Linked DNA regions of Homo sapiens: region 2 is linked to region 1. The links are chromatin loops, found by intact Hi-C in ENCODE. Cell type or tissue: Calu3. All regions are shown on one strand. Each heading gives the region's core, and the rest is flanking DNA. Links, peaks and the distances in the headings are about the cores only. Region 1 holds the start of LOC107986403 (a long non-coding RNA gene). Region 2 overlaps ADCY2 (adenylate cyclase 2).

What was found. Peaks named below come from ENCODE experiments on the same cell type or tissue, not always from the same donor. Only the 100,000 strongest peaks of a DNase experiment are listed, where the experiment ranks them.
Region 2: a loop joins it to region 1, with 4 times the contacts of the local background. A loop is called at or near these places in 32 of 110 quality-filtered maps.

What each region holds. Positions count from the first base shown.
Region 1 is chr5:7,385,087-7,397,607 of GRCh38, reverse strand. It overlaps LINC02142 (long intergenic non-protein coding RNA 2142), which reads right to left. Exons shown (of 4, transcript NR_183263.1): 3 at 10,558-10,684; 4 at 5,704-6,317. It overlaps LOC107986403 (a long non-coding RNA gene), which reads left to right and starts at 1,659. Exons shown (of 2, transcript XR_001742597.2): 1 at 1,659-3,532; 2 at 3,634-6,960. ADCY2 (adenylate cyclase 2) reads right to left here and starts at 1,470. Exons shown (of 25, transcript NM_020546.3): 1 at 1,102-1,470. The coding sequence starts at 1,311. RefSeq lists enhancers at 1,389-2,154, 2,155-2,920. In Calu3, for the core only: no CTCF peak of the experiment used is centred there; a DNase peak (open chromatin) is centred at 6,227.
Region 2 is chr5:7,739,501-7,752,021 of GRCh38, reverse strand. It overlaps ADCY2 (adenylate cyclase 2), which reads right to left. Exons shown (of 25, transcript NM_020546.3): 15 at 8,270-8,354. Among named protein-coding and RNA genes, the nearest start is that of CFAP90, 110 kb to the left of the region's middle. In Calu3, for the core only: a CTCF peak has its summit at 5,721 (motif pointing right); a DNase peak (open chromatin) is centred at 5,721.

The DNA.
Region 1 (12,521 bases), core at 2,314-10,313:
CTATTTTATGCATGGTGAAATATAAGCAAAATCCACTTCTTTGGTGGTGGACACATATAAATATAGGCACATATTTATATTCTAAGCTCAAAATACATCACCCAGTGGACACATTCACAGATCAACCACTGACTAAAAAAAAAAAAAAAAAAAAAAAAAAAACTCACTGGTGGATAATCAATGCCTCGCACAAAATCTGCACATGCATGTCACAGGCAGTGCAAAAGTTTGAACCACACACTCAGAGATCAGTAACAGGAAGTTATCGCCATCTACAGACTTCCCCTCACTTTTCAAGGGAGCGAGCCAAGGATTTCTGCTTGAAAAATATAAACTGGCAAAACTGACATCAGCTGTTGAGCTGCATTATACTCCTCGTGATGAAATCCACTTTAATAACCTGTCCAAAACCCTAAACACGTTACTTCTTTAGAAACGGGAAAGCAATCGTCCGTCCCAAACGCTTCTTAACTGTAGTCTCTGAGATGAAAGATTGATTCACAAGTCAACACCACATCACTTTCCGTCTATCGGGCTAAAGAGCTAAATGCATACAGATTTAAAGGCAAAGATGTATACTTAATTTTTCTTCTTCATTTTCCTTGTCATTAACCACTTTCCCAAGGCAGGCTTTCTGCAGAGTTGAATAACGCCCAATCCCAACTAAAATGCCAACTGTGGGGCCATGCCAGTGGAACCGGGCAGGAGACAGCGACTCGCCCAGGAAGCCCAGGGCTGAGTCGGGGAAGACCTATTCCAGCGCTGCGGGCAGCGGTGCCCGGCGGAAAGCGCAGAGTTTGCCAGCGGGTGCGCAAAGATGCAAAAAGCACACGCCCTGCCCGTCCACCTGGTGAACACCTCGGGAACTTTATTTTGGGAAGAGCCTTCCCAGGAAACTTTTCTCCCGCCCGCAGCCCTTGCCAGAGTCCACCGGGCCGCGGGCCAGCAGGAGAAGCAGGGAGCCGCGGGCCGAGGGGCTGCCGCGGGCCGAGGGGCTGCCGCGGGCCGAGGGGCAGCCCGGAGCGGGACGCGGCTCGGCTGGCCGGGCTCCTCTCAGGGCCGGGGAAGGCGCGGCGCTGGACCCGCGGGGAGGCCACTCACCAGCCCGAGCGCGAAGAAGACGGCGAGCAGGGCGAGGCAGGAGCCCATGACGATGAGCAGCAGGAAGACGATGAGCGGGTGCTGCTGGCTCATGCAGTAGTAGGACTCGTAGAGCCAGTCCCGGGACCGCGGCAGCCCGTCTCCGCCGCCCGCCGCCTCCTCGGAGCGGTCCCGCAGGTAGCGGCGGCGCCGCATCGCCTCCTGCCACATCGGGGCCGCTCACAGGGCGCCCGCCGTGCGCGCCCGGCCCGGGCAGCGCCGCTCGCCGCGGCCGCCCGCGTCCCACCCCCGCGCCGCCTCGGCCGGCCCGGCTGCCGGCACCCGGAGCTGCGCGCAGGGGCCTCCGGCGCGGGCGGAGCTCGGCGCCCCGGGCTGGGCGCGCTGACGCGCGGGCGGGGGCCGGGCGGCGGCCTCGGGGGCAGCTCCCGGCGCCGCCGCCGCCACCGCCACCGCGCGGGAGGGGGCGGGTTCCACGGGGCCCTCCGCCCGCCGCTCCCCGCCCCGCGCGCAGCCGGCCTCCGTGCAGGGGCGGTGTCGGCCCCCACCCGACGGCCCGGCTGCAGGCTGGGGACGGCGGGGGCTGTACGGTGGGGGGAGTGGCGAACTGAGGGGCTCCCGCTGCGCCCCGGCCCGGGGTCGTCCTCGCCCGCCGGCCTCCCACACTCAGCCACCAGGTCGTCCACCTCCTCTGCCCTATCCCGAGTGCAGCGTGGGTGGGGTGGGAGGGACGGCCCTCCCCGCTACGAAGTGAGAACACAGCCTAAGGGGTGGAGGGAGGGAGTCCTACCCCCACCACTCCCCCCGCCCCACCTGGCTCGGAGCACTGCGGGGCTCCTCAGCTCCTCTCCACTACCTCAAGGTCAGCGGGCAGGGACGCTGCCACCCTCCTGTTTCCTCCACCCCTTAGTGGGCTGCGGGGCCTGCTCCCACCCTCCCCCACAGTCACAGAGCGCAGCCGGGGTCAGAGGACCCGGGGGGTCCCTCCTTTAGTACGCGGGTCAGAGGACAGCGGGGTCTCCCTCCTTTTCACTCTTTTGGGGAGCTGGAGAGGATTTCCCACCCTTCCCGCCTCCCCGCGGTGGGCACCGGTTTGCCGTCCAGCCCTTCTTCCCCTCAGCGTAGCAGGGTTGAGGGCTCCCCCATCCTCTCCACCCTCTTGAGAGGGCCGGGGCTCCCTGCGAGGGCGGCAGGGCGCGGAAACGCCAGGGGACCTAACTGGAGACCGGCACCATGTGGAAGTGAAGCGGCAGTGACTGCACTGGGAGCCCCCGCCACGGCCTCGCGGGGGCAGCGTCCGTTGCGCCCTGCACGCTCAGCTTCAGTCACACTTTGGAGGTGCCGTATAAGCCTGTCATATCACAGGTTTACAGAGCTGCCCCGTGGCTGGTCGTGGTCCTCGCCGAGCCCCTCTGCTGAGCGGGGATGGCGGCAAAGGGGCGCCGGGGAGAGCGGCTGGGCGCGGGAGCGGGCGGGTCGGCCCTGGGAGTAGCTCCCTCCCTGTCACCTTGGGGGCCTGGACGCAGGAGGCGCTAGAGACCCGGCAGGAGCGTTGTGGGGGCGGATGTCACCAGGGACAGTGTCCCCTCCCGACACGCGTGGGAGCGGAGGCCGCTGGCCTTCGCCCTGGGGGCCGAAGGGGCTTCATTGCTTATCACCAAAGGAACCCACCCTTCTGGAAGTTTCCTCCTATTCGAGTGTGGTCCGGCCCAAAGAGCCCCCAAATCCCACCTCCTCCCCCAAAGCCTTACCCCAAGGAATCCAAGGCACAAGAGCCCTCCCTTCTCCTGCCACCAGCGAGCATCCCAGAGGGCAGCCCCAGAGGGCTGTTCCATGCACTTTTCATCTCTTCCAGGAGATGACCAGCTCTCAGGACTCAGCCTTGTCACCACCTAAGACCTCAGAACCTTCTCGAATGGCCCCATGCCCCGCCTCCCTGGCTGTCCTGTCCTCCTCGCTGGCAGAGGGCATGTAAGCTAGGTAGCTGCGTTACCCTGAGCACAGGGCCAGGCCGGGCACGGATCCTTCCAGAGGTTTTCATTTTAGCATCCGTCAGTGCCCACAGGGCCTAAGGATGAGGGCTCAGGAGCTGCACAGCTCACCCGCAGATCTCATAGACACCAGAGGCAGGGAGGTGGCCGAGGAGACTGGGCCCAGGGCTGCGTGCAGTACCTCAGGTCCGGCCCCACCAGGCTCCCTGGTCCCTGGACTTCCCTCCTTCTGAGGACCTGGAAACAAGGAGTGGAGGAGGAGGCAATGGGTGGGGGGGTGTCCCCCTGAAGCCTCCTGTAGGTCCCAAGGCTCACCTCCCACCGTGGGTCATCCTGCCCTAGCAGCAGAAAGAAATTCTCTTCCCTGCAGTGTTTATGGACTGCTGCCCCCACCCTGTCCTGCCTGCCCTCCACTCCAACACCCTCCTGTGACTGTAACCCAGGTAATTTCAACCTCAGACCCTCCCACCAAACCTCACTGGGCTGGATGCTTTGGGCTCGGTGCTTTGCTATGAACCTCAGGATGTGATTACTATACTCCCAGATTTTAGGTTTTTGAAGGTTCTGAGAGCAAGCTTCCATGACAGACAACACTGATGAATCCGCGGTATAAATATCCAGAACCCAATCCCTTCCAAGGAAACACGGTTGAGTGGGAAGCTGGACACGGTTTCTATTGTGTTGGTTCTGTCTTCCTCCGGCTGTGTGCTTGGTCTTTCTGGGGCGGGCAGAGTTGCACATTTCCAGTCCTTTCCTGTGCTAGCAACAGACTAATTATTCATCTTCTCTTCAATCTTTGCTGCTTCTTTACCCCTTGTATTGATACATGTTTGTCTTCACCCACTCAAGAAGGGAGAAAAAATAAATAATCCGTCATTTAGGTTTATGCGAAAAGAGCTGAAAAACTTATGAGGAAAAGGAAATGCTTAATTACTGTCTCCTTCTTCCTAGTGGGGAAGTGGAATCTTTTAAATATCCAGTATGTATACCATATATATGTTCTCTGTATGGTAAAGGCAGTCTTAAGACTTTTAAGAAATTTTGTTACAATGTAATGACATGGAGATTATTTTGCCCTTGATCTTTTTGAATTTTTTTTAATTCACTCATCCTTCCATTAGTTTATTAAACTAACATTATGTGCCTACCATGTGCTGGATGAAGGGGGCAGGGTGAAGGCGTGGGAAAGACAGGGATCCTGGGACCCTTGTAATAGTTTCCAATTTACTTTGAAAAGTAAGGCTACAAGAAGTGAAACAGGAACAAAAATCAACATTCCTACTCCTCCTTTCCTCCTGAACACTACAATTTAAATTTCATCATCATAGACACAGGACTTAGAAGGAAAATAATATAAAAATGAAGAATATGTCAGTGCTTCTCTGAGGCTTTGTTTGATCTTTGTTTTGTTTTGATGCTTATTTTTATGCGGGCTTCTGTCATTGCTTTATGTTTAATACCAAAAAAAGTGAAACAGTACAATCATTACAGTTTCTGTATTCATGTTTTAGAATCGATTGCACTAAGTATGCCTTTTAAAAAGTTCTCCACAAGTTTGTATTTCAAAAAGGAAAAAAAGAAAAAAAGAAACAAAATAATAACTTACAAGCCATATGAAGTAAAATGAAAAACGTCCTTTAGTACAAAGCCAGGAGCGTGAAATATGGACTCTTGAAACTAAAGGGACCCCAAAGGAGACCTCTGGTTCATTTCTGTGTCTCTGGGTAGCAGGGCTGCCACTCCAAGGGTAAGGCCTGGAGAGCAAGAGGTTCTCCCATATATTTACTCTGTAGCAATTTATTTGTTGCAAAAAGAAACCTGCTGGGGAATCTCTAACTGGGCCTGTGGGAGAAAAAATAAAAAGCAAACATCAGGAAGCAGAATTCCTCTTTCCTGTAACGCTAGAGGGCAGCCCTCTATCCTCATAACCCAGCAAGCAAGGCTGACTTTTTGGATCTGTGACTTGTGCAGCTGGTTTAAGGTTCTGCTGTCACCACCCTGAAATTCTTCAAAATTTTTGATCAAAAGGTTCTGCATGTCCGTTTTGCCCGCGGCCTTGCAAATTAGAAAGCCCATGCTGGTAACAGGTCACACTAAACAGCACTCCATTCTGGGCCTGCAGGCAGAGCCTACGGCAGGCCAGCCAAAGGAGAAGGCCTCCTCTGCCTGCGAACTCAAGCCCATCCCCTCCTAATGTGGTCACCTCTCAGGGATTACATACACACTAAGACACACCTAATCGATTATAAATCTAAGCAATCACGCTGCAGGATAGGTTTATGCATCAGTGGGTTTTGGTTTAAAAATAACCCATCTTCTAGCTCCTATTTCAAATCCAGTTAGATTAGCTCAGTCAATGACGCCGTCGTGTTCCTCTCAACATCCACAGGGCTCTGATTGATTAAATCAAGGCAGCCCAGCAAACTGCGCCAAGGTCAGAAGCGAACGTGTGCCAGCCAACCTGGGGCAGATTGTAGAGCTGAGCACAGAGTCTTTCCCTGTGTATTCATTTTTCTCTCTGGCAAATACATTACTAAAATTTATATAATAAAGTATGAACAGTATGTCAACAGATTCATTATCGCCATGAAATATGCTTTGTGTACCCAGATAACATTTACATTTTTATTGAACCAGAGTCTGGGAATACAGAATCCACCCAACCCAAGCCAGTTTATGGCTCTTAGAAGTCAAATTAACTCTTTCAGTTCATTTAAGTACTCCTTTGCAGTTCAGTTTCCAAAGCATCAACAAAACGTTGCTGACTGTAAGATTAATATGTTCATTTTCTTGTCCATCCAGTGCTGAATGGTCCCTACGTGCCTTTAAAAGACGCTTCTTAATTGGCTTATTTGATAAATTAAATTTTCAGGGACAATACCAGAATCAATATTTCAAAAAATCATCTGTAAAACCTGATTTGGAGTGACTTACTGAGATTTTTGGCCCTTAACATGTGAGAAGATGGTACTGGTATTTCAGAACAGACCTTTCACAAATGCCCACTGCCATGGAGAAGTTTAATCCTGGTACTCTTTTAAAATCCATTGACATGCTGCAACTCCTTCCATGAGCGCTGGGAGGAGTGACAATAGGTTAATGACTAATCAGTTCCAGCACGTCTACAGCCTTGTGAGAGATATCGATTTCTCGGCTCTTGCTCGGAGAACGTGATCTAAAAAGCAATGACTCCTGCCGCCATGGAGACGTGTGCTCAGGATCAGTTGCCTAGAGAGGTGCAGGAAGAGGGGCTTATTTAGCAAGCTTACGTAAATGGAAAGTTCACATACCTTGGCTTTTATTTTTATACCCTTGTTAGTGTCTCTTAAAATAGTCATTAAGGAGTAACTTAATTATGCTCTAAAATTTAAAAAAAAAATGTTTATTGAGGGACAAGACATGGCCTCTATGGAACCATGCCGAGATATAGTTCATGCATGTTTTTGTCCAATTTCACCTTTCTCATTCAATTCAACCAACATATGATTTTAAGCCACTTCACATGTTTTGATTCATAATTTTTTTAATTTGAAAATAAATCAAATTCACTTCTAGTCTTATTCCACACTATAGTGTAGTAATTGTGAATATTCTCAGAATTGCTTCCTTAATGTACTGGATTTTGTTCCATCTCTGATATCAACTATACATCGTTGGAGAAGTCACATAAGATCTCCAAGCTTCAGCTGATTTATTTTTAAAGTAAGAAAATAAAGAATGGACCAATTTTTCTAAGACTCTTTCAAACATGTTTGTACCACCGCTGGGTAAAGGAATGGATTTTAATCAATATTTTTAGACTGAAAGGAAAAAAATTGTTTGCATCCAATTAAAAATATATAAATATAATAAAATTGAACTGCACCAAGAAGGTTGTTGAATTTTGTCTAATTATTTAATAATAAGTACTATTTCCTTTGGTATAAAGCAAGAAAAAAGTGTATTAGTGGTGTATCATAACAATTAGTAAACACCCACAAATCCTACTTTTGTATTAACGTGGCCTGTGTTCCCTCACTAAGAGGTAAGTTCTGTCAAGGCAAAAGATTTTGTTTCTTTTGTTCCTTATAGTCCTATTACCTGAAATTTGCAAAACACATAATAAGTGCTTAATAAGTATGTGCTAGATGAATGAATGAATAAATCAAGAAAGACACAGACAACTTCATTCTTTTAAAAACTGAGTTCAATTGATGAGTAATGGCAATGGATTAAGCAAAACTTCATTTGACAAAAATATTTCCAGGTCCTGAAGAGGTTGTCTTTATATGTTTGCTATTATACTATATTAAACAGTACCCTCCACTATATCTTTAAAAACCTCATGATGTTTTCAAATTTTAAAGTGGCAAGGTTTTCATGAAAGATTGAACATCTATTGCTACCAATTCCACTTGACCAATAGAGCAAAGGGTAACAGTACATATAAGGTGAGATACTAAAGAAATAATGACAAAATAAATGTGTCCAGGAAAAGAGATTATCTGGAGAAAATATCATTGAGGTTGATTTTTTATCAAGAGAAAATGGCATCTAGTACTGTGAGTTCCCAGCAACAAATCTTGGGCAAAACGTGTGTTCCCAGTAACACATCTTGGGCAATATCAATGAAGTCTCCCAGGATTTATAAAGCGTTAATTTAAACCTTCGTCCTTGGCCAGGCACAGTGGCTCACACCTGTAATCTCAGCACTTTGGGAGGCCGAGGTGGGTGGATTACGAGGTCAGGAGTTCGAGATCAGCCTGGCCAACATGGTGAAACCTGTTTCTACTAAAAAAAATACAAAAAGTTAGCCAGGCGTGGTGGCAGGGGCCTGTAATCCCAGCTACTCAGGAGGCTGAGGAAGGAGAATCGCTTGAACCCAGGAGGCGGAGGTTGCAGTGAGCCGAGATCACGCCATTGCACTCCAGCCCAGGTGACAGAGTGAGACTCCATTTAAAAAAAAAAAAAGAATTTCATCCTCTTTGCAGCTTAACTGTATTGAGATATTGACATCAAGAAGGCAGAGGTAGGATGCAGTATAATGTGTGAGCTCCCTGCATGGCCACACTGATTGCCAAGTGTGAAGACCAGCGTAGGGGGTAGTAAGAAGAACGATCAGAATAGGCTTGCTGTTTGCTGGATTTTGTTTGTTCATTACACCTAGCATTTTTGTAAAATGTGATATATTTCTAAATTTAATTTCAAATGCTGTAAGGCCTCATGTTCATGGACTGAGTTACAGATTGCCTATAATAAATCCAGGATTTTTTGCTATTAAATGGAAGACTTCAAAAAGAAACCATAATAAATATTTTAAGTAGCACATTTGAGTGCTGCAGCACGCGATACATATGAATATCTTCATGCCTAAGTAACTGTGCACTTCTCTTCCAAATAGTACCCCAGCCACACCCTCAGCTCTCATAAGTGACAAGTCTGAAACTGAACTCAATGTCCGAACCTAACAAACCTTCTCCTGGCTCCAGGAGGCTTGGACTGTACTGCTCTTACTCTGTCACTGGCCCACATCCAAACAACTATTGTTGCTGCCAATGTTACCCAGTATTTTCTCAAGTCTCCCCCAGTTTCTTCCCTCATCATCTCCTTCCTGCTTGCAGCTGCCCTGCTTAACCGTCTAATGCCATTATACCTCTTGCTTTAGGCTCCAGAAATAATTGCAGGGAGCCCCTCAAGTTTCTGCGACCACCCTACTCCCACCCCCATTTCTGGACCTATATCCCTGTTTCTTCCTTTGTCTGCAACAGTACCCGCCACCCACACCCACCCACACCAACTCTCACCTACCCACAACCCTCCACTTCCCTTGTGCAGAGAGCTGATTCTCATCATCTACATCTGGGGCTCTGCTTGGCCTCCCTCCTTCACCCACTCTCAGCACCATTAGCTGATTATAACACTATTTCAATCCTGATTACTCTCTTAAAATAGCAAGCCACTATTGTTAAGCAATATTTTGGGTATTGGGAGGGTTAAGTAAAAGACATTTTGAGAGTACATCTTTTTAGTAATGCATTATGATGATGACTAGCATGCAGGCTCATTTTGTCCTTTATTATTTAAAAAGCATGATCATTTATATCACTATGAACAAGGAATTGTAAGCACTGGGGTTTTTTTAATAAAATGAATACACAGATAACAGTGACTAAATTTTTATATAAAAACTAGTTAAGAAAATACTGTCAGAGTAATAATTGATATTTCAAATGAATAATCAATTGAACCTTCCTGAAACAGACAGAATCTGCTTTTTCCTGCACATAAGCCACCTGAAATGTACTTCTCTCAGCTCCTATTTCAGTACAACGTGATGCCTGGGACAATGTTTAGGGAAGGTTGCTGGGCTCATGTGGCCAGTTGCCTCCAAATGACCAGATATGGTTAATGTGCCAACTCTATCAAGACAAGCTGTATTTACATTGTTACTGAGAAACGTTGAAGACATTTTCATGCTCAGCAGGCTAAAGGAATAAAAAAGCAATCTTCAACCTAGACCCTCATTATTGCATTACAGTCTAATAACTAATACACAGGAAAAAAAATCTGTCTCCCTGCTGCAGGGAGCTGTTCTTCTAAATATATTCTTCCAAGGAGCCAACAAATGGAAGACTTATCTTAAACATTTAAAAAATATACACTTAGAAATTTTAAAGATATTAATGTTAAAATATCTAGATTAAAATATAGAAAATATATATCAGGCTTGGAGGTTGCTCAGTGTTGATTCAAATTACTTTATATTGTTTCATTAAAGTGCAAAGTATCTACTCTTAAGATGTACAGTTTGTAATTATGTGTTGTTACAGGGATGCATTTACTTTTTTATGTGAAGTGAAAAGTATGTAATTATATTTAGTCTTTAAATTTGCAAATAATATAATTATGTCTGTTTTGGACAAAATTTTACAAATAAGTTGTAAGTCCTTGTTGCCAACCTTCTACATTGATGGTGTAGAAAAGTGTCCACTAGCCATCTTCTTTCCCTCTTTCAATGGTATTTTATAGGAAAATTCAAGGGATAAAGGACTTGCGAAATTTGACATCCGGAATCACAGGTGTAAGTGCATAACAAAATCAGATTAGTCCAGTGATTTACACATTGCCCATCAGATGTCTTCTTTCATTTGGAACCTTTCAGAATGTTTTTGCTTCCTGAGAGTAAAGTATTCTTGACCCAAATAATATTCGGCCCTTTTCTTCTTCGGGGTCTATCAGTCGTGTTTCAGTGAATTACATCTAAACAAAAGGGCAAAATGGAGTTTATAAAATGATTTTTGTACTTAGCCTGGTACTTAGACTTCTTTTAGAGCCCAAAGTTTAAGAAAGGGCTCTTAGGCCGGGCAAGGTGACTCACACCTGTAATCCCAACACTTTTGGTGGGTGAGGTGGGCAGACAGCTTGAGCCCAGGAGATCAAAACCAGCCTGGGAAACATGGTAAAACCCCATCTCTATAAAAATACCTACAAAACTTAGCCGAGTATGGTGATGCACCTCTGCGGTCCCAGCTACTCAGAAGGCTGAGGTGGGAGGATAGCTTGAGCCCAGGAGGTCAATGCTGCAGTGAGCCGAGATCCTACCACTGCACTCTAGCCTAGGCGACAAAGCAAGACAAATAACCATGGAGATTTGTATTAAGAAATGCTGAACTGCTATTGTCCAGGTACGTTTCTTATTAAATAGGTTTCCATAACAAGAAGCAGAAGGGATACTGGTTCCACTCAACGCTTTCAATCCAGTGATTGTTAGATGAATAAACCATTGAAATGTCTAAAATGTTTTAAAGCATTTAAAAGATGATTACTTGTGCTTATTTACCTTCTTTTTGATCATTGCCCCAGAATAATTTATGATATACTTACACAAGGTCTTATAGTATAAGACCTTTAGGGAAAGGACCACACTGTTTAAGCTGCTCGGACAACTGGATACTCCACATTCATGATCTCGTTTAATTAATTTACTTATTTTTACTGTAATACATATGTAATCCTATAATCCTTTGAGTTTTGTAGCTTCTTTTAGCCATCTGGAAGCTTTTCTGTTTTTTAATTGACTGATGATTGATTGATACCCCACCCAATTCCCAAGAAGGATTAGTGGATTAATGGCAGTCCTCTGATTGTTCTATTTCAAATAGTGCTTAATTAAAAAGATAATTCCAACTGGTTTAAAAATAGGTGGAATATAAATTTCAATTAAATAATAGTGGGAGTAAGCAACTAAAGATAATTAAAACATAGCAAATTTTAAAATGATTAATGAGCACATACAAAATCTAGACTTGATTATTTTAGAATGTGTATTTAATTTCAGAAATGAACTCTAAGAAATGATGGTGAGAAAATAAGACCATGGCAATAAGAGTAACCAAGCAGAACCTGGGCTCAGAATCTCTGTGTTGCACAGTATGCCTAATGGAGCTTTCTTTCGAGAGTGTAACTCGGAAAAAAAAAAAAATGCTTCCCAGCAACACATGTCTCAAGTAGAGCTCACCTGAGCTTTATTTTTCTATAAGTGATTTCAGCTTTTCACAGAGCCCCGTCTCTGGGGTAGGGAGGAGAGGAAGTTGTTGGAGTGCAGTACCATCCATCGGGATCTGTGACAGGGTTTGGCTCTGTGTCCCCACCCAAATGTCATCTTGAATTTTAATAATCCCCATGTGTCAAGGGTGGGACCAGGGGGAGGTACTTGAATCACAGTGGCGGTTTCCCCCATGCTGTTCTCATGATAGTAAGTGAGTTTTCATGAGATTTGATGGTTTTATAAGGGGCTTTTGCCTTTACTCGGCACGCAGTGTCTCTCCTGCCACCTTGTGAAGGAGGTTCCTTGCTTCCCTGTTGCCTTCCACCATGATTGTAAGTTTCCTGAGGTCTCCCCATGTGGAACTGTGAGTCAAGCAAACCTCTTTCCTTCATCAATTACCCAGTCTCGGGTATTTTTTCATAGCTGCGTGAGAACAGACTAATATAATCTGTCACTGGGGTTACAGAGTGTATCATATAAGATTGTATTATATAATGGGGTTATAATTATATATAAATAACCTCTTATTATATATATATATCTATGTATAATGCCCTTTATATATAATATAAATATTATATATTTATATTTATGTAACCCTTTATATACAGATGTATATAAATTTGTATTTATATATAAATATATCTATACAAATTTATATACAGATAAATTATATAACCCCATATATATGGTGTTATAGATTGTATCATATAAGATTGAGTTATATAAAAGGGTTATATTTTTATATATTATATATAATATATACTTATATATTTATATATCTGTATGAATACAGATTTTATATAAGATTGGGTTATATTATTATTACCGATTATTATATTATATATTATTATTATTGATTGATTGGGTTATATTATTATTGAAAAATATGAATAAAGGTTTAT
Region 2 (12,521 bases), core at 1,610-9,609, 360 kb before region 1:
GTGACCATATCGCACTTGTCTCTGTTTTCCCAGAGGCCAGTATAGTGTTTGTTAAATGGTAGGAACTCGTCAAATACGTGTTGATTCTGTTTACTATTTTTAATGATGGACTCAAAGGGAAATTACCAGGGCACAGAAACAAAGAGAGAGCTCAGTGATAAAGGAACTGAGGCTGTGGGGTGGGTCCAGGAGTGTCCTGGATCAGGACTCAGGCTATGGCACTTAGGGGGTGAGCTTTTAACACCCATAGGGAAAAGAAGATATTTCCTTGGGCCAGCCAAACGTGGACAGCTGCAACTAAGACTCTTGAATAAAATCCAGAGCCTCAAACTGCTATACTTTCTGTACAAAGAAGTCTAGAAGAGCCCCATTCACTAGCTCAGGGAAGTGTCAATAAGCTTCCAAGGATCAATCCAAACCCTAAAGTGTTGGGTTTGAAATCACATTACCTGATTCATAATAAGAATTCCAAATTGAAGGGTTGTTAATTAGGTCAAAACCAGAGAAAATCCTTGGGGCTATGGCAGAAGCAAGAATGACACTGCTGGTAAATGATACTTTAGACTACAGTGTGCAGGGATGTCCCATCTGGGGGCTGGGGCAGTTCCTCCTGAACATAACCTCACAATAAAAACCAAATTATAAAGTACCTAAGGCAATGGACCATATGAGGAAGAATCAAAAGACATTAGAGGTAGTCGAATTAGCACCACGAGATCTGCAGATACGACAACAACCTGAAATAGCTTCTAAATTAAGATTAAAGTAACAAAAGAGGGATTATAATCCATATGAATGAGTGAGTTGTTAAGGAAAAATAACAAGTATTTTTTAAAATGAGCCACATAAACTTTCTAGAGATGAAAATGTAGATATTGAAATTAAAAACTAAATGGTTATTGAGGAACTGGATGAACTGCCCGTGAATGGGAGAGGCTATGAAACATCTCAGGAAATAAACCACAAAATAGCACAGAAAGATAAAGAAGTGGAAAATAGGAAAAAGAGACTGAGACACAGAGGATATGATGAAGAGATTCAACATACCTCTGATAAAAGTTTGAAAAAAGCAGAACAGAAAGACCAGGGAAGAGACAAAACACAAGGAGATATTGGACAATGACGTTGCAGACCTAGAGCGGATTATGAGGTCTGTGGTAGAGAATACACAGCTGAGTCTCAAAAATAAAAGTCAGGCTGCACTTTGACACCTGGAATCTACTGCCCATGATACAAAGAGCAAATCCTACAAAAACTCCCACCGAGACAAGGGACCAAGTGTCTACAACAGTTAGATGGACAGGAGAGTTAATCTCATTCCCACAGAGGCCAGGAAATTATGGAATCCTGTTTTTAGAATGTTAGAAAAAATTATAAATAATCACAATGGGGAAAAGATAAAGACTTTTTAAAATACAAAATCTGAGTGGGTATATTATATACAAACCCTCATGGGAAGGATTATAAAAGGAAGCATTTTAGTAATATGGAAACTGAGTCCAGAAAGGTGGAATGGTATTTGGAAAAAATAGTAAACAAATACATTGTTTAACAAAAACAGGAATAAACATTGAATAATTTGAGCAGTTTAAGTTTAGAAAAATTTAAACCATGCTAGTATGGAAGATGAGAAAAATTACCAGACTCAGAGCATGGTCCCTGTATTGTTCAACAAGAAAGTGGAGATATTATTAATAATATACTTTGTTAATCATGTGTACATGTTACGGTTTTAAGGTAATAACTGAAAAAACAAACTAGAGTATATAAGTTCCAAGTCACTAGAGAGAATAAAAGAGAATAAACTCCAGGAGTCCAAAAGAAGGCAGAAAAGAAGGAAAAACAAGTAGAAGCAAAAAGATACAAATTGGGTTTTAAAAGATTTTAGTAATAATTATAATACAGGTAAATGGATCACACTTGTCAAATAAGAGAGAGAGATGTTTGGATCAGAGAAAAGGACATAGAGCTACATGCTGTTCACCAGAGACACACCTAAAACCTATATCCTTTTCATTGACAAGGAAAAGCTGAAAGTAGAAAGATGGAACAAGGAACACCAGGCAAATACTAACCAAAAATAAAATATGGTGGAGGGATATTGACAGGAAAGAAAACAGACTTCAAGGGAAAAACACTGCTGTGGGGTAGAAAGCTTTTCTATTAGCTGTGTGACCTACTTTCCCTTTCCCGAGGCGACCTCTCTATTTGCGCTTTTATCTCTGCCTGGAAGAACGTTGGTGGGCTGGCATCGTATTATCTCTGCTATTGAAAGCACAAGGTAACAACACTGAGAGAAAAATTTCTTCTGATATTTTCTGGCATTTTCATTTGCCGTATCCAGCATATGCGTTCTAAAGGTGTTTTGGGGGTTGGTTTGTTTGGTGGAATTTTTGGTTAGAGTCACTCTCTTGTATTTATCATAGAAAGGTAAGTCTGCCTCAGGTAGTTTAGAAAGTTAAATCTGACTGTGAATGTGCACTTATTACTATTACTGCTACAATGACAACTAGTACTATTTTTAATTGCTAATTGTAATGAAAATGTGAACTTGAATCTCTTATTCTAGTCTTAGCTTCTGCCTAGATAAAATGGATTATTTTCATTATCAAATAAAATAATGTCTGAAAATACTTTGAAGGACTATTATATGTATAAAACATTTTGTAAAGTATTATTATAATACTGAGTACTTTCTTACTAGATTACTTTAATCTAAACACAATTATAAATTAACTTAAAAAAATTATCAAATGTCTTTTAAGATGAATTTACACTTTGCCCAGAACCTAGTTTTAAATAAATGGGACCAACAGCTGAAAAACATACTTTAGGAAACTAGAGTAGAGAAGAATAAGAATAGGTACTATGTGAAGTTACCATGACTTACCAATGTGATTTTGATCAATGGGTGCTGAGTAGTCACAAGGCAACTTTGGTGCCATGCTGGTCCATGTCCATGAACATGGGCATCCCTGCCTAGTGCTGGGCACCGTCTGCCTGTGACTCACCCCACACACAGCCTGGCACCCTCTGCAACCTGCTTCTACTATAAGGTTCCAAGGCTTGATTCCAATTCTGGTTCCAACACCTACTTGCTATATACCACTGGGAAGGCAAGTTATGTAGCATCTGTGAGCCCCGGTTCTATTAAACTGTCAAATGGATATTACCTCCAAGGGCCCTTGTGACCATAAATGAGCCAGTAGAAGCTAAGTGCCTAGCAGAGTAAGTAGGTATTTTTAATATAACATTTACTACTTATAAACTATGATGAGGCTGGAATCAGAACCACTCATTGGGATCTTGCCCATCATAAATAGTTTGGATTTATTCCAAAGGTTCTTACCCAAGGATAGGAAGCCTTTGCAGACCTCATAGTCATTGCATTCCTGATTCTACTCCAAAGCCTCCATTTGCATCCTCAAGAAGCCTGATTACAGCTTCTTCAGCATTTTGTGTGTGTGTGTGTGTGTGTGTGTGTGTGTGTGTGTGTGTGTGTTGGAGGGTGGGGGGAAATGTTTATTTTAAATAATTGGAAATAAAAACTCACTTAAGTGGATGGCACCTTTGGAGTCCTTGGTCCCTCATCCACAGAATTAGAGGCTGGATGAGGTTATCTCTAGGTTCCCTCTCACCTCTTGAGTTTTAAATTCTGAAATGCTAAATAGCATCCGATGTAGAAAGCATTTCAGAGTCAAGGAATCATGGTGAATGTGAGCAAGAAATTTCAATGCAGTGTGACGAAGGCCACCGACTTACCATCCCTTCTCTCACCCACACATTCCTTTACACATAGAACCCGCCCTCCTGCTAAGCCATCTGGAGAAGGTCCCCTAGGGCACATATTTCTCTGCCTGAGAATAGCTGGCAATGGTGAGATGAAGGGGCTGCTATATGGGCCTAGGAAGGCACCTGAGGCAGAGGTGTCTAAGGAGATCCAACAAGTGAGAACATCAGGATGCCAGGCCCAGATGCAGAGGCTGGGAACCCGCCAGAATGCGGAGCAGGATGCCATGACTGTGAGCTGGATTCAGAGCTTCAAGTTCGGAAGGAGTCCAGTTGGGGTGAGAATGGGGGTGGAATGTTTTCTGAGCAGTGGTACCAGGAAACCGCACTTGGGTGCAACCCAACATTCCTTCAAGCAGATTGATATTAAATATTTATCTTGTGTTTTTCAAGTGCCTGAAGTAGTACAATGAACAAAATAGGGCTACAGTGAACTCACTGAAGATCTTTCCATCCACAAGAATAAAAGTAATAACGCAAAATGGGAATCCCGGCCAGCCAGCATGAGAGGAGTTGGTGGTGCAAAGGCGGGCTCTTCAGAGTTGGATTATGAAAGTTAGATGATAATTTCCAACAGAGGAGACAGCTGGAGGCACGTCAGAGTCAAGGAATCATGGCATATGTGAACAAGGCATTTTGACGCAGCGTGATGAAGGCCACTGACTCACATTCCTTCTCTCATCCACGTGATCATTGACACATAGAGTCTGTCCCCATGCTGGGACATTTGGAGAAGGTTCTGCAGGGGACACCTAACTCGGCTTGAGAAAGGTTGGCCTCCATGAGATGAGGGAGTGCTAACCAGAGCCGGATGAGAGGAGAAAGTAAGAAAGGACCCCATAAAAATGCTACAGTACAAGGAACTCTATATATTCAAGGGGAAACAGAAACAATTTAGAGGTCTCAGTGAGATCTTATATGATGGAGGCTAAGCTACGTGACACAGATTGTCAGTCCCACGGTGTAAAAAGAAGGGCTTGGTGCAGTTTCAAGGTATCTTGGAAGGTGCCCGGTGGCTGGGCCCACCCACGTGCACAAGAACTGAGACCTGGGCAATGTGGGGGTAGCAGGGAGCCAGCATGGGGCATGCCTCGGGTGGGAGTGAAGGGGCCGATGGAGGCGAGGGCTGGGCTTCTCACAGAAATAATGATCACAGAAAAGAAATGCCTGCCATGTGTTTGAGAACATGTCACTGAACAAATACCTGTACGATTTTTCTATCAACAGGAAAAAATCTGCAATTCATCATCACCATTTTTTTTGCCTATTTTGATATTTTTCTACCTTTTTATCAAGGCCAGTTGTAAAACAAGCAATCAATTTGATTTATTGGCATTACGCTTTCTGTGCAACAGAGAATGACAGAGGCAAAGCTCTTGGAAGAAAACATTAGCCAGGCTGACCTCTCTTCAGCTTCCTTTATGAAGTATTACATTTTATGTTATTTCTTCATACGGAGAACTGAAAGCTGGTATTAGAGCACAAATACTGTCTTTGGCATCGAAGTTTTCAGAAAGTTACCATACGTTAATAGAAGGCAAGTTTCGGGTATTGAGTACTCTTTAATAAACTCAGTATTTAATTCATAATAAATGCAAATCATTATAAAACCTTACACAACTGGGAAGCTATTAAGAAGCCAGGGAATGAGCACTTAGGAAGTGACAATGTTTCTCCACGACCACTGCGGAATATTTGTGATGAGCAGTTTTTGACTGAATTTGGATGGCAGAGTGCAGAGTGCACTTAAGCCTTCTTAAATTGGCTGTACACCAATATATTTGATGTTGCAAATTAAAAAATCCTTAAAGAATGATTTAAACAGTAAAAAAGGACCTATTATTAAAGTGAAAAGAATTCCTTCTTGATTTTTTTCATGGATTACATCCAAGGAGGAGGAATTGCAGCTGGCCACTAGAGGGAGCCTCATTCACGGATCTTATGGAATCAAGTTTAGGAGGACCAAGTGTCGCCACGTCTAGGCTTCCTGGGCACTTTGACACCATCCAGGCTTCTTGTGAGGAGGAGGTAAGCACCAATGCATTTGTAGCATTGAAATCTTCCCTTTGTGATACCACGGAGTCAAAAAGAACTTTCTAGCATGTGGCCTGTGGAGGCCAGGGTCCTGGGAAGCTCCAGGGACGGGAGGGCAGGAGGAGCTGTGGGTGTCACCTTGACAGCTTACCGGGGCCTCAGGCTGGCCACAGGAGGAGCTATGAGAGGGGCAGCAGGGCGTGGGATTCCAGCGAGGCTGAAAGGGAGGCACCAGAGAGGAACAATGCTTTCCCACAGACGCAGCAGAGTTGTTCCTGAGATATTTTTTTCTGCCCCCAGCTCTATGTTTCTTTAATATAACAACTTAGAGAGTAGAATGAAAAAAAGTCAGCCTGATACCCTAAATATACCACATGCCCCCATATCCAAGACCAGATTCCCTGGGATAGAAAATGATAAATATGGCTAGTTAGTCACAATGATCTGAACTGACTTAATTAGAACTAGGTTGGGATTTCCAATGGAACCACCAATGATGGTTCCTGTTTTGGAAACCTGAGACATGGGCTTCAGGAGATTTGTGGGGGCAAGGAAGAGAGCAGGGGAGCCTGTGTGCCTTTCCACCTGAGGGATGATTCCGGGAACATAGAAAACCAGGCTTCTTTCTACAATAAGCGTTTTCAAACTTTGCCAAAGAGTTCCATCAGGGCCTTTCGGAGTGGATTCATATTAACCAAGGGTCTTCCCTCCTCTATACAACCCACAATGTCTTCAGGGGGTTTCAGAGAATCGAGATGCTATGTGTGCATTTGGGTAAAGCAGAAGCCACAGTCCCATTTTTGGAAGAGCTTTCAATACAATTTGAAACATCTAAACTATCAAACAGTAAACAAAATCCACACAAGTTTGCAAAGGTATAAGGCACAGAGGACAAAGTGCTTACAGTCGACTGCGGAAAGGCAGAGACAAGCTTTGGAATCTTAACCACCCTTGGCCAAAGCCTTTCAGCACATCAGACTGGAATGCAATGGACAGCGTGGGGGTCAGGACTGCCACTTTTCAGAGCTTTTGAAGGGAGGACGAGGATTCTAAGAGGCCACTATCGCGCTGTCCTGATGTTGTTGCTAGCAGTAGTAGTGTGTTTTATGAAAAGCAAAACAACATTGCAATAAAGCCACAGATGCAAACTATAAACGCATGCAGAATGAGAAAAAATTCTTTCATAGAAGCCACAATACTCCTGAGAGGTAACAGACAGGCCACAAACCTCAGGAGGCTTCCTTGGCGGTGTCATCTAAATGCGTTGTTACAGTCTAACCAGCAGAAGAAATCATAATTTTGACAATGTGAAAATATCTAGACTGTAGTCTGTAACTGCAGAACTCATATAAAATGCATCCATTGAAAAATATTTTAAAGAACATTTCTATTTATTTTTTATAATAGGTTATTAATTATCATGTAAAAATTTTTATTAAAAAAATCTCTGAAGCTTCTCTTGAGAATGCCCATGGGGGCAAGGAAGAGAGCTGCTGAGAAGCTCAGAGTGGCCTCTCTGTCCCAGGTCATCTCCATTGAACAAAACGAAACAGTGGCTTATCTTCAGGGCCTTCTATCCCATTGTTTGCATCCTTACGATGCTCTCATAGACTCATGGCCAGCTAGCAACACTTGCTTTAGACTTTCAATTTTAGGTTTAATCTGTATATCCAGAACTAGCATTTAAACCTGATTGGCTTAAATTAAACACTAATAAAAGATATTTTAACGTATGCTTTCTTCAACTACTCCAACATTTTATAGCTTGAAAGTGGATGTAGCAATGTATTAGGTTTACTTTTTTTTTTAAATTTTACTTTAAGTTCTGGGATACAGGTGCTGAATGTGCAGGTTTGTTACATAGGCATACATGTGCCATGGTGGTTTGCTGCACCTATGAACCCATCATCTAGGTTTTATGCCCCGCATGCATTAGGTATTTGTCCTAATGCTATCCCTCCCCTTTTCCCCCACCCTCCAACAGGCCCCAGTGTGTGATGTTCCCCTCCCTGTGTCCATGTGTCCTCATTGTTCAACTCCCACTTATGAGTGAGGACAGGCAGTGTTTGGTTTTCTGCTCCTGTGTTAGTTTTAATCCTCCTGTACACTGAAAGCCTCATATTATACTTGCATTTGCTGCTATAAATACTCTGAAAACTTAAAGGAAATGATAAAAATATATTGACACCAAATAAGCAAGAATGCAACTTCTGATGTGACATCGAACGTTTTGAATCATCTTCATATTCGTGTCTTGGTTGTGCATGAGGGGTCCCAGTCTATATTCCTGGTTATAGACCTGAAGGGTGTGTGTTTCCTTAACTGGGATCTGGAGTTCTTGAAGTGGTAAAGCAATAAGCTCCTTGTTTTGGAAAGTTTTAGGCAAGAAATCAGCTTTCATGAAATGAGCATACTTTTCAAAGAAGCGCCACATTTGAATACCTACCAGAAGCTGTCCAGCAAAGCAGACGAAGAGGATGAAGGCCAGCAAGAGAAACGCAGCCCCAAAGGAGATGCCCAGGACGGACGTTCTACCGGGAAACAAAAAGCAGCAAGTCAGGGTGGAGATCGTTTCTCTCATTCTGGAAAGCTACCAGTAATACTTTTGGGTTAACGAGGACTTTATTAAATGCAGACTGCAATCCTCACTAAATTTTTGAGAAATAAAAATGGAGCTAAAATGCCACATACATGTCCATAGAAAAGGGTCCACACAGCGATGGCCAATTAACTTATTCTGACTCAATAAAACTGCCTCAGAAGCATCAGTTCTTTATGAAGGATAAAGAATCTTTTTAAATGACTCGCCCATGTTCCTGGCAGTTTCATGTGGCACTTGGCCACATCCCCCATCTCGGTGGCCTCTTCACTGCCAGTGAGATCCTGGCAGCTGCCGCCTTAAGGACAGCCTCACCTTGATAGCCTGGAAGTCCTCAAGTTCCACCCTTGTTCCTGTTGACCCAGGAGACATTGAGTCCTCACCCTCCCCAATCTCATGAAACCAGATTCAACCTATTTTGTTCAACATAGATGCAGCAAAATGTGTAGCGAGGCTTTTTACATGCTTGAGTGAGCCAATGAACTCAAAAGCATCCCATGATCATGTGAAAAACATGCCTACTGAGTTGCAAATCCTGCTACTGACAGATTACAGGCTTACTTATAAGAATTGTATACATATCCGAAAGGTCCCTTAAATAATTAAATAATTCAAAGCCTTTTAAAACTTAGTTTAATCCAAGGATAGAAGTTTCAGAGGTATAAAAAGGACTGAAGCACAGTGAATCATCAAAGATGAAATGCAAATGGAACATCCAAGGAGAGGTTGGATGGTGTCTGAGACCAAAATGGAACCTCATGCCAATGAGGTTGGCTAGAGACAGTGAAGAAACAGAGGATTTGGCTAAGAAGAGGAGTAACATCCAGAAACAACGTATGGGATGGAAGAACCAGATATAAGCCAGCCACAAGCTGACATCCTCCTGCAGGTGCACTCCTGTGAGTCCCACAGAAAGAGAAACAAATTGAGCAGTTAGTGCCCTGAGTAAAGCTCCTGATGCTGTCATGATGAGAAGCCACCCTCAACTCTTTATCTCAGATACCTACTCCATTAAGAGGGATGACTACAGGGACACACATCAAACAACATCTACAAAAACTTGAGTTCAAACCAACAATTGGACCTGACCCAATCAATGACTTTCGGGCACTGAGTCATGTCCTAGACATGACTCACAATGCTTTCAAACACCTGGCCTGATAATAATACTTGTTCAGATTTTACAAGTGATGATAAGACTCTGCGGGAGGGTGTGTATATACCAAGTACACCTAGATTGTTGACTAGTCTCATGGGCCGGGCTCATGCTAGGCTGTTCTGACACAAAGATGAGTAAGATGTGATCCTGCAGCAGCGGGAGGAGTGCCAGCCCACATCTCAGAGCTATGGAGGGCGCTTGCCATTATCCTCATGACTAAAGGGGACCACAGTGATTCATCTGCTGAGCTTTGATTTGCTATCTTCTCTTCTGTTTTACGAAGGAGCTCTGACAGGTTTTTTTTTTTTTTTTGGGCACTATGCTCTCCTAGCTTTTTCTCGGTGTTAAGGTAATGCCAGATTCATAAGGCTGAGTTTAGAAACAACATTTCGTCTTTTTTTTTTAGGCCCCAAACTGTTTAAATACTGAATGAACGATATCTTCTTGGAGGTTTGATAAAACTCAAGTATAAAATTATCTGATGATGATGATGATAATAATGACGGTGATGGTAATGATGGTGATGATAACAGGTGATACAGTGATGGTGACAGGGATAGTGATGGTGATATTGATAGGGATGGTGATGGTGATGACGATGATGAGGATGGTGATGATGGTGATGGTAATGATGATTATGGGTGATGGTGATAGGGATGATGATGGTATGGTGACAGTGATAGGGATGGTGATGGTGATGGTGATGGTGATGATGATAGTGATGGTGATAGAGATGGTTATGGTGATGATGGTGACGGTGATGGTGATGATGATGATGATGATAATGAGGATGGTGATGGTGATGATGATGGTGATAATGATGGTGATGGTGATGATGGTGATGGTGATGGTGATAGGGATGGTGATGGTGATGGTGATAGGGATGGTGATGGGGATAATGGTGGTGGTGATGGTAGTGGTGTGGTGATGGTGGTGGTGGTGATGCTACATCCTAAAATCTATAGAGTATTCACTATGTGTCAAGTGCTATGTATATATGTACATATATAGTTCACTTTATCCTCACAATAATCCTATATAGTAGTTAGTATTATTACCTCATTTTGCCAGAGAAACTGATACACAGGGAAGTTGAGGAACTTGCCCAAGTTATACTTCTATAACTTCCCTAAAGTTATACCTCTATTAAGTGATGTTGTCTGGATTTATGTCTACCCAGTTGTATTCCTGATCCAGGTTCTGTTTTAGAAATAGACATGTCACATTTCTGCCATGTTTATTGGTTCTGTTTCTTGAGTCAATTTTGATGATTTTCCTAGAAAATTATCTATTTCATTTAGATTTTCAAATGTAAAATATTCTATATAATATTTTCTTATAATTTAAAAACTCTCCATATTTGTAATTTCTTATGCTTAATGCTATTTTCTTTAGATCAGATTTGTGAGGTTTTGCATGTTTTGTTGACCTTCTCAAGGAATAAGTGTTTGGTTTATTATTAAGGTCTGTTCTTTCTTTCTATATTAATTAGTTTCCGATTCAACTTTAAAAAATTTATTTCTTCTTCCTTAATTAAACTTATATACTTTATCTTGGATTGTCATTTGTTAGAAAATATTTTGTATTTTCTAATAAGTGCATTTAAGGACATAAATATTCTACTAGTTACTGCTTTTGCCAAATCCCACAGCCTTTAATTCATAGCTACTCATTATAACTCTTTTCTAAAAAGCCTATACTTTCAATTTCCATTTTCTTTTAATACTAAAAGTAACTCAGAAGTCTGAATTTTAAATTCCACAAGAATATTATTTTTGGTTGGTTCTTGTTATTTCTAATTTCATTTGATTTTATCAGAGATTGTGGCCTCTATTATTTCACTTTGACAATTTATTTTTCTTCTGGGATGTGATAAATATGCTCAACTTCTATGTCTTATGAATTTTTGAAAATTCTATGTGTTTTTTATGCTGGTAACAAAGTGTTTCTCTAAATATAACTATTGAAGGAACCTTATGAGTTAGTCAAATCCCTAATGGGCTGGCTTGCTTGATCTGTCAATGTTAGAATATATTAACATTTCCAACTAGGAGTGTAGGTTTGTCCATGTATTTGAACATTTTAACACTTTCTGCTTTATTTATTTCAAAGAGACTCTGAAGTGCATAAATATTTATGACTTAAAATTTTGTTGCCTGAATCATAATAAAAATCTTTTTTTTAAATGCTGAATACTTTTCATTTGAATTCTTTATTGTCAGGAATTTATATTATTGATATTTCCTTTATTCTATAAGCTGTTTCCTGGAATAGCTGTTCTATATCCTTTATTTCCAACCTTTCTCATTTTATTTCGGCTAGATCTCCTACACGTGGTGTAGATTTGGCCTTTGGTTTGTAGCCCCAATCTTTTAGCCTCTTTCCATGAATAAGACATTTTTATCCATTCACAAATATAAAATTTGTTAATATTTGACCAATTCTTTCTATCTTATTTTCTTAAAATGTTGGGTAGAATTCACACACAAATAATCTGGGTATGAAGTTTCCTTTGTGGGAAAAATTTTTAAAACAAATTCAATAAATAGATACATGCACAGTTAAATTTTCTATTTGTTTCAGCTTTTGGTAAATAGTCTTTTCAAGAAACTCATTTTATCTAAATTGTAAATCTGTTTGGCCTCAAGTAATTTATGGCATTTCATATATATCCTGTTAATATCTACAGAGTCTGTAGTGAGTCCTCTTTTTTCCCTTAAATTGTTAGTTTGGGTGCTTTGTGATTTTTCTCCCTGTTTTTCTTTCTTCATCAGTCTTGCTAGTGGTTTAGGAATTTTCAGTCTTTTTCAAAGAGCCATATTTTGGCTTTATTAATTTTCACTACTGATGGTTTTCTATTTTATTGATTTCTTCTTTTTAGTATTTATGCCTTTCTAATTGCTTGATTCTAAATTGCTCATCTTTTTCTGCTTCCTAAGA